Linked DNA regions of Homo sapiens: region 1 is linked to region 2. Evidence: chromatin loops called from intact Hi-C (ENCODE). Cell type or tissue: GM12878. All regions are shown on one strand.

Region 1 (4,000 bases), 210 kb after region 2:
ACAGGCCCAGGGTGGGATCACAAGGCAAATTCGTGGAGGAGGAGCCAGGCCCGGCTGCCTGACCCCAGGCCATCTCTGGGGCCAGGGACAGGCCGGGCCCTCATTGTTCAGCTAATGACTGCAACCCCAGGCCTGTGGAGCGTCTGTGTGGGGCCGCTGTATAAACATTTCCTCTCTGGCAGAGCAGGAAATGAAGGGATGAGGAGGTCAAGTGACTTCACTGGGGCTACTGCTGCCCTGCCCACCGTCCCCGCCCATGCCTGCCCACCACCCTTCCCAAGTCCCCTGAGTCGGGTCAGAACCATAGCCAGGCAGGTGTCCCCAGTCACCTCCAGCACCCCAGGCTTGATTCTTGCTCCGCCACGTCCTGGATGGGTGTTCTTGGGAAAGTTGCTCAGCCTCTCTGAGCATTAGATTCCTCACCCACTGACGCCCTTCCTCCTGGAGTCAGGTAGTAAGGACGAAATGACACTGTGTGGCGAAGCTTCTGGCAGGGGCCTGGCCGATGGTGGCCTCTCAGTGCTTTCCTGCTATTGTAAATTCTCTTTGATAAAAGAGTGTTGACTGGGTTGCACGCTTTAAATGGTTAATTGTATGTTATGTTAATTTCACTCCAGTAAAAGAAAAGATTTGTGTTTTTCTCCACTGTCTGCCCCTCATCCCACTCACACTCACTCACACACTCGCAGACTCACTCGCACACACACTCGCTCACACTTGCATACTCATATACACACACTCGCACATGCTTGCACACTTATACACACTCATCCTTGCACACACTTATACACACCTACACACACTTGCACACTCATACACTCATACACACTCACTCACTCACATAAGCACTAGCAGATCCACTGTACCCCAGGAGGGACCTACAGACACAGGGTGGACGCCGAGATAATTCCCCAAACTCTCTCCCTGGAACCCCACTGACCTTTTCAAGGGGCTGTCAGAGGAGAAATGAACTCACTGGATTAAGGCAGAGAACAGGACTCAGGTGGAAGAGGCCAGGCTGGGGGCATTCTGATAAGTGGGGAAGAGGAGAGACATCAGCCCCTAGGACCACACCCAGACCTGTGGGGCCGCATGTCAGGGAACCCTGGACAGTCCTGGGCAAGCAGGGGCAGCCAGGGTGGGAGGGGGGCTCTCGAGTGAGAGGAGAGAGTCCACCCTTGTCTGTTATCACATTGAAAACTCACACCTCTGCAAAGGTGGACTATGTCCTCAGCCTGTAGCTGGGTAAACTGAGGCTCAGAGACACAAACTGACCTCAGATCACATGTCCAGTTAGTGGTAGCGCCAAGAATCAGCCTCAGTTCCGCTCCACACCCAGAGATAAAGGTGAACTGCAGATCCGCCTAGGTCCACGATATCCGACATAATTAAGCTTTCAGAGGCTTGTACTGCCCGAGGCACCCAGGCTAGGAGCCTTCCCCTCTCCTTTGACTCTGGACTTTTGTGCTAAAAGGAACTTCAAGAGGAGTTAATATGGCATCCCATTTAACGGAAGAGTAAACGGACCAGAGAGGTTAAGTGATTTGCCCAAGGTCTCACAGCTAATTAGGACCAGACCAGACCCACAGCACAGGCTTCCTGCGTGCCCCCCTTCCCCGCCCTCCGCAAGCGGGGTGACTCCCAGGCTCACTGCAGGTGTCTCCAGGGCAGGTCTGCTCCCACAGATTCCGTGACCATGACACCTGCAGGCATTGCTGGGCTGCACCTGATCCATCAGACCTTCAAACACCTGTAGAAACCGAGGTCCATTCCTGAGCTCATCAAAAATCTAACCCACGCCCCCCGCAAGTCCTTCAAAATTCTGGAAAGAGAGAAGGTTTTTTGAAACCTAGAAGGAAACAATTGCCCAATTGCCTGTGCATCAAATCAAGTGATTTTTTCCCCCACTCACACGGACTGTGGGATTTTTTTTTTTTTTTTTTTTTTTTGAATCTCCCATCAATTTCAGAATTTCAAAGAGGAAAAAAAAAGTGAGCCCTTCTGGGCAGAGCAATTCCAAGCGGCTGGGAATCAGCTGCCCTCTGCTGGACAAACGAGGATGTGGCCAAGTTGATGGTTCTTGCTCACGGGCGACTTAAAGAAATATCTGAGCCCCTTGGCGATCCCCAATATTATTTCAGATCCAGTTCAGATCCAGCGTGATAGGATTTGTGCTTTTTATAGCAGCTGGATTTGTATTTTCTGAAAAACTAACAGCTACCCAGAACCCAGAACTGCTTTTAAACTATAATCGCGCCTTTATTGGGCCACTGCTGTCTGCTGAGCCCTGTTCTAGGCACGGGGTATGCAGCTGTGGCCTGGACGGAGTAAACCCCGCCCCGTGGAGGCTGCCTGTTCTAGTTGGGGCCACAGACGATCAGCAAATTAACAAAGCAATTAACAAAAAAGCCAGGTGGTTGTAAATGCTGCGAAAAATAAATCTCTGAGGCAGGTACGGAGTGGTCGGGGTGATGGCTGATGCTGTGTGGTGGGGGCAGGGGGGCAGGCAGGCAACTCTGAGCCAAGATCTGAATGCAGGGAGAGCGGGAGTCACCTGGCGGTCTGGGGGAAGAGTGCTCCTGGCAGAGGAAACAGCCGGTGCAAACGCTTGGAGGATGGGGTGTTTTTGACTGGTTGAAAGGAGTGTAAGAGAGGGCCAACATGTCTGGGACAGAGGGACAGAGGGGAAGCGGGGAGAGAGATGGTCAGGGGCCATCTCAACAGCCCCCGTGGACATTTAAATCAGAGTTAGGTCCCAGTAAATATTGGAGAGAATCACTCCATCTCCGGGTGATGCTCTGGCTTTTGTGAATTGAGGGACTCCTTGAGGATGGGACCACAGTGGGAGGCTAGGGTGGGGCAAGAATACAAACAGGAATCCCAGAGCTTCCGGGAACCAGGAGGACCTGGGAGATCATCTAGTGAAGTCCAGCTTCCCCAGCTTTAATCATAGCAGTGGCGACAGCAGGTCTGACTGGGGAGCCCTGACCAGCCGAGCAGCCCTTTGTGCTGGGTTGAATGGTGTCCCTCCAAATGTGTGTCCATCTGGAACATCAGAATGCAGCCTTTTGGGGAGCTAGGGCCACGACTGCGGATGTAATTAGTTAAGAGGAGGTCATAGTGGAGGAGGCTGGGCCCTAAATCTGAGACTGGTGTCCTTACAGGAAGTCCATAGAGAAACACATACACACACAGAGAAGGCGAGGTAACGGCGGAAGCAGAGGCTGGGCAGTGCTGTCACCAGCTAAGGAGCACTGAGGAAGCCATCAGGCACCTGGAGCTGGAAGAGGGAGGAAGGAGCCGCCCCCAGGGCCTTCGGAGCAAGCACCACCCAGCAGACACCTGGTTTTCAGACGTCCGGCCTCCAGGCCTGTGAAATAATAAATTCTTGCTGTTTTAAGCACCAAGTTTAGGGTCATTTGTTACAAGGGCCACAGGACACTCGCATGCATGACCGCACCCACGCAGCAGCCCCCACAGTGAGAACTCTCTCTCCTCCCATTTCACAGATGAGGCTAATGAACTGGTCAAGGCCCCTGAGCAGTGATTTGACTCTACACCAAATGGGCAGCTGCTCCCAGCGGGGACCATGGGGGAAGGTGTCCGAGGTTGGTGGCTCTGTGCTGAAGGACAAGGAATTCTCTCAGCTCCTGCTTTCACAAAGCAGGAAGATCTGCCTTCTGGGCATCAGCCGTTTCCCCACTTGCCTGGCTGCCATTGCTCTCCAGAGCTGCCCCCTCCTGTTATGGCCCAGAGGAAAGAGAGAAGACTGACTCAGACCTGGCCCCACCTCTGGGTTCTGAACAAATGGCCCAGGCTGCAAAAAAGGGGAGCAGCACCCACCTTACCCCTGACCAGGTATCTAGGGCGACCTACAGCAAGGCTCGCCTCGCCACCTGTCACAGGTGCTGTGCCTCACATGGCTGGGTGCTTTTGAGAAACAAGCACTAACCTTGACCGGGCACTGTGCTTTGGCCAGGTACTGAAGTACTAAGCACTT
Region 2 (4,000 bases):
GAAGGCGGCTGGCACCAGAGGGGCCCCGGCAGGAGCCGATGGGCTGCGAGCGCGCTGGCGAGGGGCGCAGGAGAATGGAACGGGGACAGGGGAGAGGCAGAAGGAGGAGGAGAGGGAAGCCTGGAGAAGAGGAGAGCGCAGAACTGAGGAGCGGGGCAGAAAACAGAGGGAGAGTTGCAGACCGGGCTGAGCTGCAGCGGAGCGCGGGAGTGAGCGGCGGCGGGAAAGCTGGGGTTAGGGGGCCAGGACGTCGCGGGCGAGGGGCGGTGGTGAGTGCAGCCCAAGGGCGCACCGTCCCTGCAACAGCTTCGCGGGCGGGAACAGCAGGAAGGAGTGAGCCTTGGGCGGGCGGTGGGTTTCAGAGGAGGGAGGGCCGAGCAGCTGCAGGGGACAGAGGGGCAGAAAGACAGGGAGGCGGGGAGAAGGTAGGGAGCGGTTCTGGGTAACTACTTCGCTTCGGAAACCGCCCGGGTCTCAGGCCCCAAGGGCATCCCCCTCCTCCCAGATCCCCGTCTTGGGTCCCTGGACCCAAGTCCCGTGGAAGGCGACACCCGCGTCCCAGACCGCCGCGGCGGCTGCTGCCCCCACACGTCTGGTTCGGCTGGCTCTCCCCTGCGAGGGTCGGGGTTTCTGGAGCCCTGCGCACTGGGCTCCCCTTGCCCGCAGCGCCCCTGCGGCCCCTCCTCCCGCTGGCCTGGGATCCCGGAGACGCAGGACGACCTCGGTGCGCGAAGGGGCGGGGGGCGCGTGGGGTCCCTGGGGGCACACCTGCTCACTCATCCCTTCCCGTCTGAGGTCTTCGCTGATGCCAGCTTCACAGGCACGGGCATCAAGGCCCTGAGACGGGAGAAAGGGTAGGCCTCGCAGGTGCACGTGGGAGAGGCTGCACCTAAGCCCCCGCACCAGCCCTGGACCACCAGGGCGCAGGGCCCGAGGTGCGTGACAAAGGGGTGACCTCACCTGTAACAAGTGAACAAGCGTTGACACCCGCGCAGGCTCCAGTGTTCCAACGGCGGAGTCATATGAATCATCCTGATGCTTAATAAACAGATCCCAGAAGGAGCCTGGACATATTAGATCAGAACTTCCCAGGGAGCGGCCCAGGGATCTGGATTTCCAGTGCATGCCCTGCGGTGACCCTCACTCCAGAAAGCTCAGGCCCCACTGAGCTCCAGTGTTCTATCTCCAGACATGGATTACACCCGGGGCTACACAGCGAGACAGCGAACCTGTGCTGGGTCACCAGGTTGAGGGTGGTGGTGAGGTTAGTCTCAAAGCCCAGCCTAGTGGGGCTTCATGGCTCTGTTTTAGCCAAGGGGCTCTTGGATTGTCCCCGGAGGGGTCAAGGGTCTTTCCGCTGTCCTATTCAAAGTGTTTTAGGGTGAAATAATCATGATAATAGTCACAGCACCTGCTACGAATGAAGCAGGCGCTTATAGTCTAGAGAGCTACGGACTTTTGTGAATATTCTGTTTTAATCCTCACAATTGACCTTGGGAGGAAGGTACTATTTATCATCGCACTTCACTGATATGCAAACTGAGGTGCGACCAGGTTATTTTATTTTCTCCAAGTCCTGAAATGGTGCGCTGGGGCTCCCCAGCTCTACCCACAGGTACCTGCCTCCCTCCGGAAGGTGTGGACAGCACAGTGGTGGGCGGCCCAGCCCGGAGGGGGGACTTTGTGCTTCCATAGGAAGGGGTCTCAGAGCCTAGCATCTGGGTGTCCACCCAGGAAGGTGGGTGGGGCACAAGGTGGTCTCTGTTGTCCCTGCAGCTTCTGGGAACCCAGATGAAAGGCAGGAGTGTGGAGCACAGACCTGGGGTCTCTGTAGAATGTGCTGGAGGGTACCAGGAGCTAAAACTATGTGGAGCTGGGTGGGCCCAATAGAGGAGAAGGGAATAGGGGAGGGAGATTCATGAACTAAGTCCAGAGGTGGGGGATGGGAAGGGGAGGAAAGAGCTGATGGCTTTGGAACAGTGCTACTGAGAGAGGCAGGCACTGGGTCTCGGCACCACAGCGTGCCTTTGGTGGTCTCAGGTTCCATACAGGAACCCTGAAACGAAACAGGGAATGCCCTAAAGTGGCACCTCATATACTCTCCAGGTTTCTGGCAGCTCAGCAGTTGGGCTGGGGGTGCTTTCCTGTGCCCAATCCCTGGCACCCTTCCCACACCACCCCCACCCCCATAATGCAGCAGCAGAGAACCTCCATCTCACCGATGGGGGAACTGAGGCCCAAAGAGGTTGAACAGGGAGCCGATGGCCTGGAGCTTGCCTCCTTCCAAGGTTGTGAGTTGAATGGAATGGTCCGAAAGCCGGAGGTGTCCGCTATGGATCACCACCCTAACACTAAAACAGCAGCGGTATGACATTTATCAGATTCCTCCGAAATGCCAAGAACTGTGCTGGCAACTTTGCATTTTTATCTCATTAAATTGTCATGACAATCCTATGAAGTACTCTTAGTCTCCCTGTTTCACAGAGGGGGAAACTGAGGCTCCACCTGGAGGACATTTCTTGCGCTGGCTCTTTAAGAGTCTATGCCGGTGCTTCCAGCAGATGTCCAGGTTCTCCTCTTGGCATCTTACCCTGCCTCCCCCATGACCAGCTGAGTTCTAGTTGGCCAACTTTCATGAGACAGGGTAGCAGATGGGCATCTGGTACCCAGATCTCAAAGCTAGTCATGCCTGCCTCAGGGGTCTCGCCATACCCCAGAGTTTCTGCACCTGGGACCTCTGGCTCCTACTCTTTAATTTCCTCCACAGCCTCTTACCCAGATATTTTTAAATGGGGAGATTTAAAAAAATTTTTTAATGGGAAGAGTTAAAAATTTTAAAATGGGGCCATTTAAAGATGGGGAGAGGAGACAGAAGAGGATTCCGCCTTCTCCTCTTACAAGAACTGTTTCGTATCTTGCTCTCCTTTGTTAAGAGAGTTAAATAGCAGTTTGTAAATAGTACCTGGAGACCCTAGGATGCCAAATTAGTTGATGTGTGTTAATTAGCTCCTTGGGAAAAACCCAACACAAGAACATTTAAAGTCAGTGAAATCAGCATTATGTAGCTGATAGGGACACAGACTCTGAGCTCCTCCTGGCCTGCATGCCTGCATATGGCACTTCAGTCTCTGTGACCTTCGAGGTCATGGCCGCTGCCAGCAGTGGGGCTGGGAATCTGGCACGTGGAAGTCTCCTTGGGACCTCCCTGGCTTTGGGTGCAATCGGGGCTGAGGTTGGCACTGCTCAACATTGTGTAGAGCTCACCAGAGGTTCCGTGAACATTCAGAAGAAACAAATGCTGTCAAAGGTATTTCCCTTGGCCTGGGGCAGTGCCTCACCCTGTAATCCCAGCACTTTGGGAGACCAAGGTGGGTGGATCTCGAGGTCAAGAGATCGAGACCATCCTGGCCAACATGGTGAAACCCCGTCTCTATTAAAAATACAAAAATTAGTTGGGCGTGGTGGTGCACACCTGTAATCCCAGCTACTCAGGAGGCTGAGGCAGAAGAATCGCTTGAACCTGGGAGGCGGAGGTTGCAGTGAGCCGAGATCACGCCACTGCACTCCAGCCTGAAGACAGAGCAAGACTCTGTCTCAAGATAAAAAAATAAATAAATAAAAAATATTTCCCTTGAAATGCAGATGACTTTTCCCAAGTCTTTGCTTGGGAAAAGACAGAAGTGAGAATTCAGTTTTCTTGAAGATTCAGTGTAATTACTGTGAGCCTAGGGTAATGGAATGTCCTCAGAGAGCATAAAACATTTTCATCAATAACATACTGAGTGTTATGGAGGATTCCTTCTGTTCTAGTTGTTATTGTTATGGGAAAATTACCCAAAAACTTAGTGGCTAGAACTATATGATGTTGCTCATGGTTTTGTGGATTAGAAATCCAGGAAGATCTCGGCTCGGTGGTTCTCACTAGGGGTGTCTCATTTGACTGTGGTCAGATGTTGACTGGGTTGGATGTTCTAGATGACACATGTTTATAGCTGCTAGT

The links. A loop is a pair of places that touch in the nucleus more often than their neighbours do. Peaks named below come from ENCODE experiments on the same cell type or tissue, not always from the same donor. Only the 100,000 strongest peaks of a DNase experiment are listed, where the experiment ranks them.
Region 1: a loop joins it to region 2, with 2.6 times the contacts of the local background. A loop is called at or near these places in 2 of 110 quality-filtered maps.

What each region holds. Positions count from the first base shown.
Region 1 is chr16:86,071,054-86,075,053 of GRCh38, reverse strand. No RefSeq gene overlaps it. Among named protein-coding and RNA genes, the nearest start is that of LINC01082, 120 kb to the left of the region's middle. RefSeq lists an enhancer at 1-678. In GM12878, a CTCF peak has its summit at 2,052 (motif pointing left); no DNase peak of the experiment used is centred here.
Region 2 is chr16:86,283,318-86,287,317 of GRCh38, reverse strand. It overlaps LINC01081 (long intergenic non-protein coding RNA 1081), which reads left to right and starts at 1,071. Exons shown (of 6, transcript NR_104139.1): 1 at 1,071-1,264. It overlaps LINC02135 (long intergenic non-protein coding RNA 2135), which reads right to left and starts at 887. Exons shown (of 3, transcript NR_038438.1): 1 at 769-887. RefSeq lists an enhancer at 1,482-2,167. In GM12878, no CTCF peak of the experiment used is centred here; no DNase peak of the experiment used is centred here; H3K27me3 peaks cover 504 bases.